2 separate regions of the Homo sapiens genome follow, and region 2 is linked to region 1. A link is a contact called in ENCODE POLR2A ChIA-PET data. All regions are on one chromosome and are shown on one strand. The core of a region is the stretch at or near the end of the contact, and the rest is flanking DNA. Distances in the headings are between cores, read along the strand shown.

Region 1 (4,635 bases), core at 45-2,544:
AACAACCCATACATTTTCCCCACCGGACCCCTGTGCTGGTCAAACACGTAACAACACAACCAGGACAGGGCGCCTGCACCACCATTCGGGCACAGAGTCAGCTCAACAACAGCGTGGGACTACTCATCTGATGACTTTACTCAGCAGTGCTTGGGGCTGTCGGGTTAAAAGTCTTGACACGTCTGGGGTCCCAACCAAAACACAAAACGAAAAATTCTTTTTTTGGAAAAACGCTTTCAGACAGAGCATTATTCCCTGGAACAAGCCTTGGTCATTCGTGTGTTTTAAAAATAAAAAGCGCAGCGAGAACAGAGGTAGGACTTAATGTTGCCATCCGAGAGTTTTCTGCGAGGCCAAGAATGAGCTAGAACGTGTGCCGCGGTGAGGCTGCCACCACCAGGACTCTTCTGCAGGATGCGAAGGGAACAGTCTGGATGTGTGCGCCTATGTGTGCACGTTCTTCCTAAAACATGGTTCTTCTTGAAGACACGGTGGGAGCGGAGTTTTGTGTCTCCTGGCCGGCGGCTCCTGGTTCTCCCAGGCCACACGACTGACAGCTCCCCTTCTTGTGCTGCATGTTGGTTAGTTTCTTCTCCTCCTCTCTATGGCAAGAGTAGGGGAAAAGTTAGGATGACTTCACTCGTTTAAGGGAAATCAAGATGTAAGGGGTCGATCCAAATCCACAGTGAAAGTGAGGGAGGGATCATATGAAAATATCCGCCCAGCCTGACGCAGCAAAAGGCGGGTCAGCTTTTGCTCATCCACGAAGGGCTCTTTAAGTTTTCTGGGGCGGGTTTCCCTGATGGTTTGGAGGTTGCAGCTGGGTCCCTCGGGGTTCCCTGGGGCTCATGCAAGAAGGAAGATTCACTCAAAGTGGTGTCCTGGGAGTCAGCGACGGTGGACGGGTCAGCCTCACTGGACAGGTCTTCCGTTGAGAAGGTGAGACTCCCCAGCTTGGCAAGAGAGTGTGAGCGCTTCAGTGGGGAAGAGACGGTGAGGCCCGCCAGCCGGAGCCGGGTCTCAATCTCCTGTGTCCGCTGCTTCACCAGCCCGGGCTTCCCACGGACACTGTGGATGCTATCGCTGCTGGAGCTCCGGGTCAGGTTGGAGCTCATGGAAGAGGAGGTGGGGGTGTAGCAGATGGTCTTCAGAAAGTCTTTTGAGAAACTACTGGTGTGGTCCAGGCGGTAGAAGAAAGGAGGGGGGCTCTTCAGTGAGCCTCCTTCCAATGAAGCGGGGGCGGCCTCTGACTTCTCATCACTCCCGGCCTGGCTGGGCATAACCAGGGGGCCCAGCTCGTGGAGCGCGGCTGGATCCTGGCTCTCCTCGGGGATGCTGGCCTCCAGCCTGCTGGCAGGGCCATCCCTGGAGGGAGGTGCTGGGTCTGCAGGCACGCTCTTCAGCCGCTCTAGCTCTTTGGTGTGCTTGCGGACCAAGCCTGCCTTCTGCAGCTGAATGATGGACTCCTGGTGCTGCATCAGGTAGCTGTTGGTTGTCGGCTTCTCAGATTCATTACTGAACAGAAGCCTCAGGTCCTTGGCTGGCTTCATATCTTTCTTGGGTGACGATTCTTCCTTTATTACCACTTCTGTGCTGGGAGGGTTCTTATCACAGTGAGAATTCTTCAAAAGGAGGGACTTTGGCAGGACTTTTGGGGTCTCTCTGGAAGGTTCCAAAAGGCTGGCTGGTGGCTCTAGGGCAGCTCCAGCCCCAGGGCCACTGGTGTCTGCCCTCCTGGAGCCTGCTGGTGGTAGGAACGGGGGAGGTTCGGTTGGGCCAGAGGCTGGCTTCTCCGGAACACGGGACCTGCTGGCCAAGTGGGCCACAGGGGAGGACGTGATGTGGGGTAGGAAGGCTGGCTGGGTGCAGATGGCGGGAGCATTGGGGTCCTCACATCGCTCCCTGGAGGCCTCAGGAGCCCCGCTGGCTGTAGGGTACATGCAGTCGGCACAGGATTTATAGGAAGGCTTCACTTTGTTAAGGATCCCAAATATAGCATCATCCTGCAAGGAAGGGGACAAGAGCATGGTGAGACGGTGCAGTCATGAGCCAAAGACCAAAAACATGAGGGTGGGCAGGGAAAGGGGTGCGAGGCCGGACTGGGGGCCAGGCCTGGAGGGGAGGCTCTCATTTCACTTAATACTGACAGACAGACCTCCTGGAGCCCACTTGATCGAGAATAACCACTGGCCTGAGGTGGATTTTATACCCCAATAGAAAACAAGTTTACATTGTTTCCTAAGGAAACCCTCCTGCCTTTTGGTCAGTGAGGATCTAAGTGAACGTGACACATGCCTCTGTGTCCCCACCCTTCACTTCCTTACAGGCCAACTGACAGGTACCCAGTGGTCCTGGGAATGGACTAGAAAGCTGTGTGAAGAGTCCCAGGGGAGAGAGGGACAAGTTCTAAGTCTCCGCGGAGGGAAGGCTTCCCAGAGGAACTGACACTTCAGCTGAGGCTTCTGGGACAAGCAGGTGTTGACCAGCCAGAGAGAGCAGCATGCAGGTCCAGAAGCAAAGCAGGAAGGAGGAGGGCACCCCCCTACCCCACCCCGCCTGCACAGGACTGTAGGCTGGAGGGCAGGACAAGGCAGGAGGGCAACAGGGCTCTGTCTCTCTCTCTTTCAAACAGATAAGAGACAAGGTCCTACTATGTTGCCCAGGCTGGTCTCGAACTCCTGGGCTCAAGTGTTCCTCCTGCCTCGGCCTCCCAAAGTGCTAGGATTACAGGTGTGAGCGACTACACCCCGCCAGCTCTGTCTCTCAACACCTCCTTATGTCCTTGCCCCATCCTCTGAGCCACTGTGATCCCAGCATCCCAACTTCCCCTCTTACCCCAGCAGCCTGCCTGTAGACCACAGCCAGAGGGGGCTCATCACCCACCTGCTTAAAGGCCCCGCCATGGCTTCCAGTTTTTTTTTTTTTTTAAATGAAGTTTCGCTCTTGTTGCCCAGGGTGGAGTGCAATTGCGTGATCTTGTCTCACTGCAACCTCTGCCTCCCAGGTTCAAGCAATTCTCCTGCCTCAGCCTCCTGAGTAGCTGGGATTACAGGCATGCACCACCACAGCCAGCTAATTTAATATTTTTAGTAGAGATGTGGTTTCACCATGTTGGTCAGACTGGTCTCAAACTCCTGACCTCAGATGATCTGCCCGCCTCAGCCTCTCAAAGTGCTGGGATTACAGGCGTGCGGCACCATGCCCAGCTAATTTTGTATTTTTAGTAGAGACAGGGTTTCACCATGTTGGTCATGCTGGTCTCAAACTCCTGACCTCAGATGATCTGCCTGCCTTGGCCTCCAAAAGTGCTGGGATTATAAGCGTGAGCCACTGCACCTGGCCCAGGGTTTTATCTCATCTGTCTTTATGGGTATTTGCTTTGTGGTAGGCAGGGAAGTGGGGGAAATCCATAATTAGTATTTGATTTGGAATGCTTTATGGAGGTCGACAGATGCAACTGCCCAGTTTTGTTTGCATTATAACATGCTGTTAATAATAATAAACTGGCTGTATACTTGAATGCATCTGTCAGGACCCCAAGTGCCCCCACTTGAGAACCACGGCTGTCCTGTGAGATGGGCAGGTGAAGCCAGAGGCAACAAAGTCAGCAGCAGGGCAAGGGTGGAAGTGGAGACCAGGCTGCACGGCCACCCTTCCACTGAACCAGCCTCTGCTCCTGCATCACTTCCCCCATGGAGGAGGGAAAAGGTTGGCTGGAATTAACCAATTTCTCAGTAAGCACCAGGTTGAAGCTCAAACCTTGTGGCAGATAATCCACTAAAAATGGCAACTCCAAGAGACTAATGGAGTTAAGTATTAGAGTCTAAGTTGGAAGGCTGGATACTTGACAACGTTGGGAAATTACTATCAGTTTTGTTTTTGTTTTTAGACGGAGTCTCGCTCTGTCACCCAGGCTGGAGTGCAGTGGCACGAACTTGACTCACTGCAACCTCTGCCTCCTGGGTTCAAGCAATTCTCGTGCCTCAGCCTCCTGAGTAGCTGGGATTACAGGCATGCACCATCACACCCAGCTAATTTTTATATTTTTAGTAGAGACAGGGTTTCACCATGTTGGTCAGGATAGTTTCCATCTCCTGACCTCCTGATCTGCCTGCCTCGGCTTCCCAAAATGCTGGGATTACAGATGTGAGCTACCGCGTCTGGCCCTATCAGTTTTTTTAAAAGGTGACAATGGTATTGTGGCTATGTTAACATACTGGAGCATTTATGAATAAAATGATATATCTGAGGCCAAGCGTGGTGACTCAAACCTGTAATTCCAGCACTTTGGGAAGCCAAGGTGGGCAGATGGCTTGAGACCAGGCTGGGCAACAGTAAGACCTCATCTCTACAAAAAAATAGAAAAGATTAACCGGGTGTGGTAGCATGCGCCTGTGGTCCCAGCTACTCAGGAGGCTGAGGTAGGAGGATCACTTGAGCCTGGGAGGTCAAGGCTGCAGTGAACCGTGATCATGCCACTGTACTCCAGCATGGGAAACAGTGAGAACTTGTCTATAGTATGTATCTATCTATATCTACAGTATATACCTATAATATATATTTTTTAGATACAGGTATCTATATCTAAATCTGGGATTGGTTCCAGGATCATCAGGGGTGTGGGGAAGTGGGTGG
Region 2 (4,261 bases), core at 215-2,714, 120 kb after region 1:
CAAGCCTAGTCTAAGTAGGGTGAGAGAGCCGAGATTTAAGGTAGACATCAATCCTAACAACAACAGTTATTATTGTTATTATTTTGAGACGGAATCTCACTCTGTCGCCCAGGCTGGAGTGCAGTGGCGCAATCTCAGCTCACTGCAACCTTCACCTCCCAGGTTCAAGCAATTCTCGGCCTCAGCTTCCAGAGTAGCTGGGATTACAGGCGCCCGCCAACCTGCCTGGCTAATTTTTGTATTTTAAGTAAAGATGGGGTTTCACCATCTTGGCCAGGCTGGTTGTGAACTCCTGACCTCATGAGCCACCTGCCTTGGCCTCCCGAAGTGCTGGGATTACAGGTATGAGCCACCGCGCCCAGCCAGTAATTATTATTATAGCTAAAACTTAATATATTCAGTCTGGGTACCATACTTTGTGCTAAACTCTTACAAAACATTGCTCATTTAATCCTTACACATGCCTCATGAGGTAGCTATTATCCCATTTCATAGGTGAGAAGACTGAGGCAGAGAAAGGCAGCCTGGCCGGGTGCGGTGGCTTACACCTGTAATCCCAGCACTTTGGGAGGGCGAGGCAGGTAGATCACTTGAGGTCAGGAGTTCGACACAAGCCTGGCCAACATGGTGAAACCCTGTTTCTACTAAAAATAAAAAAATTAGCGGGGCGTGCTGGCAGGTGCCTGTAATCCCAGCTATTCTGGAGGCTGAGGCAGGAAAATCACTTGAACCTAGGAGGCGGAGGTTGCAGTGAGCCTAGATCATGCCACTGCACTCCAGCCTGGGCAACACAGTGAGGCTCTGTCAAAAAAAAAAAGAAAGAGAAAGAAAGAAAGAGGGAGGGAGGGAGGGAAAGAGGGAGGGAGGGAGAGAGAGAGGAAGGAAGGAAGGAAGGAAGGAAGGAAGGAAAGAAAGAAAAGAAGAAAAGAAAAGAAAAGAGAGAAAGGATGGAAGGTAGCCTAAAGTCAATAGCTGGGATGCGATAGAATAGAGATTCTGGCTCAGAAATTATGCAATTCCAGTGCTTCACTTTCTTTCCCCGCCCCCGACAGAGTCTTGCTCTGTCGCACAAGCTGGAGTGCAGTGGCATGATCTTGACTCATTGCAACCTCCGCCTCCCGGGTTCAAACAGTTGTCCTGCCTCAGCCTCACGAGTAGCTGAGATTACAGGCACGCACCACCATGGCCGGCTAATTTTTGTGTTTTCAGTAGAGACGGGGTTTCACCATGTTGGTCAGGCTGGTCTCAAACTCCTGACCTTGTGATCTGCCCACCTCGGCCTCCCAGGTGCTGGGATTACAGGCGTGAGCCACCGCACCAGGCCGAGTGCTTCACTTTCAACTACCACACAAGACTGAATCCAAATTGTGGAGGGGAGCAGGGGGTGTTGGCGGGGTGGGGAATATGTAGCTATGAAGGGATCGGTTGGGCCTCTTCCTCAACTCTCTCCGCAAGCACACTGAAAAGGAACTAGCTCTCTCTTCCTCATAGCTACATTTGGGCCAAGATGAGAGGACTCTGACAAGGATCCCAGGGCAAGGGCACTTCCTGGTGCTTGGAGTAAGACCCAGGATTTAGTTTTTGACCAATGTGATTTCTTTATCCAGCCTAAAATTCTGTAGGGCAGGGGCCCCCAACCCCCGGGCCATGGACTGATAATGGTCTGTGGCCTATTAGGAACTGGGCCACACAGCAGGGCATGGGTGGTGGGTGAGCGAGCATTACCGCATGAACTCTGCCTCCTGTCAGATCAGCGGTGGCATTAGATTCTCATAGGAGTGCAAACCCTATTGTGAACTGTGCATGCGAGGGATCTAGGTTGCTTGCTCCTTATGAGAATTTGCTTTTTGTTTTTTTTTTTGCTTTTGTTTTTTGTTTTTCGAGACTGAGTCTCGTTCTGTCACCCAGGCTGGAGTGCAGTGGCATAATCTCGGCTCACTGAACCCTCCACCTCCTGGGTTCAAGAGATTTTCCTGCCTCAGTCTCTCAAGTAATTGGGACTACAGGTGCGTGCCACCACGCCTGGCTGATTTTTGTATTTTTAATAGAGGCAGGGTTTTACCATGTTGGCCAGGCTGTTCTTGAACTCCTGACCTCAAATGATCCACCCACCTTGGCCTTCCAAACTCCTGGGATTGCAGGCATGAGCCACCACCCCCAGCCCCTTATGAGAAATCTAATGCCTGAACTACCACTGCCCCCCACAGCACCCCCACAGCACCCCATCTGTGGAAAAATTGTCTTCCACAAAACCAGTCCCTGGTGCCAAAAAGGTTGGGGACACCTGGCCTAGGGAGAATGATCCCTACCTGCCAGCCAAGGCTAGCTGTCAGTAGAAATCCTATAGGACTCAGTACACAGTGAACTCACAAAATTGTATGGGGACACGAGATTCCACATTCAGACCCAGAATGACCCTCTTGTTCTTTCTGCAAATGCTAAGAACCTCCTTGAAAATGTATACTAAAATTAAGAATAGAAGGATCATGGGGAAATCCTGCAACCCACATAGTTCTGTAAATTTTATAGTGGTTGATTTTTACACAGGAAGTCTTCACTTAATGTCGTGGCTAAAAAATTAGCCGAGTGTGGTGGCACATGCCTGTAATCCCAGCAACTTGGAAGGCTGAGGCACAAGAATTGCTTGAACCTGAGAGGTGGAGGTTGCAGTGAGCCTAGACCATGCCACTGCACTCCAGCCTGGGTGACAGAGCGAGACTCTGTCTCCTAAAAAATTAATTAAAATAAAATAAAAACAGGAATGAATATCACATGCACATCTTTGGGGTGTGGGAGGAAACCGGATACCCGGAGAACACCCATGTAGACATGGAGAGAACGTGCAAGCTCTACACAGACAGTGGCCCCTGCCGGAATTGATTTTTTTTTTTTTTATTTCTCATCGAGGTTGTAATGAAATAAGTTATTCGAGGATATGTTATACTTTTCCTTTGCCTAACACTGCTACTTCTGTCCTGAAGGCAATTTGCAACTGGATTTTCAGTGAATTCTTGGCAGCTTGATGAATTTAGAAAAGGCTATTCTTTCCTCATCGAATCGTCTTGGCACTTTTGTGGAAAATCAGTTGACTATAAATGTATGGGTTTGGTCAGGCACAGTGGCTCATGCCTCTAATCCCAACACTGGGAGGGCTAGGTGGGCGGATCACTTGAGCTCAGGAATTCGAGACCACCCTGGGCAACATGGCAAAACCCTGTCTCTACCAAAAATACAAAAATTAGCTGGGCGTGGTGGTGCACACCTGTGGTCCCAGCTACTTGGGAGGCTGAGGTGGGAGGATCGCTGGAGCCTGGGAAGTCGAGGCTGCAGTGAGCTGTGATCATGCCACTGCACTCCAGCCTGGATGACAGAGCAAGATGCTGTCTCCATAATAAAAATAAAAATAAATGTATGTGTTTATTTTTGGACCCTATTCCACAGATCTATCTTATGCTAGTACCACACTGTCTTGATTTCCGTAGCATTCTCGTACATTTTAAAATCAGGAAGTGTGAGTCCTCCAACTTTGTTCCTCTTTTTCAAGACTTTTGTTTTGGCTCTTCTGGGTCCTTTTCATTTCTGTATGAGTTTAAAATCAGCCTGACAGGCTAGGCATGGTGGCTCACACCTGTAATCCCGGCACTTTGGGAGGCTGAGGCCCGTGGATCACTTGGGGGCAGGAGCTCAAGACCAGCAGGGGCAACATGGTGAGACCCCGTCTCTACCAAAAATACAAAAAATTAGCTGGGCATGGTGGCACATGCCTGTAATCCCAGCTACTCAGGAGGCTGAGACAGGAGAATCGCTTGAACCCAGGAGGTGGAGGTTGCAGTGAGCCAAGATCGCACCATTGCACTCCAGCCTGGGTGACAGAGCAAGACTCTGTCTCAAAAAAAAAAAACAAAAAAAAAAACAGCTTGACAATTTCTTCAAAATAAGCCAGCTGGCTGAGAAAGTTTGACAGGGATTGTGTTGAATCTATATGTCATTTGGAGAGTATGGATTGACATCTTAACAATTTAGGTCTTCTGATTCATGAATATGAAATGTTTCTCCATTTATTTAGATCTTCAGTTTCTTTCAGCAATGTTTTGTAGTTTGTAGGTCTTACACTGCACTTGTTAAATTTATTCCTAAGTATTTTATTTGTTTTGATGCTCTTGGGAGTGGAATTGTTTTCTTATCGATGAATTTAGAAAGCACTCTCTTCTCTGGCATGGTGGGGGTTGGGGCATTTTAAGTAGTTCATCATAAAATATTC

The links. ChIA-PET counts read pairs that join two places held with the same protein, here RNA polymerase II (POLR2A).
Region 2: POLR2A ChIA-PET joins it to region 1 with 10 read pairs in OCI-LY7. The contact joins two enhancer-like sites. POLR2A ChIA-PET finds 5 or more read pairs at or near these places in 4 of 52 experiments (AG04449, HCT116, OCI-LY7 and 1 more).

The regions. Positions count from the first base shown.
Region 1 is chr12:108,787,242-108,791,876 of GRCh38, forward strand. It overlaps SSH1 (slingshot protein phosphatase 1), which reads right to left. Exons shown (of 15, transcript NM_018984.4): 15 at 1-2,003. The coding sequence ends at 747. Among named protein-coding and RNA genes, the nearest start is that of MIR619, 47 kb to the right of the region's middle. Within about 2 kb of position 1,295, at least 8 of the 41 ENCODE cell types and tissues checked have a DNase peak (open chromatin) inside an H3K27ac peak, as active enhancers do.
Region 2 is chr12:108,902,412-108,906,672 of GRCh38, forward strand. No RefSeq gene overlaps it. Among named protein-coding and RNA genes, the nearest start is that of DAO, 24 kb to the left of the region's middle. Within about 2 kb of position 1,465, at least 3 of the 41 ENCODE cell types and tissues checked have a DNase peak (open chromatin) inside an H3K27ac peak, as active enhancers do.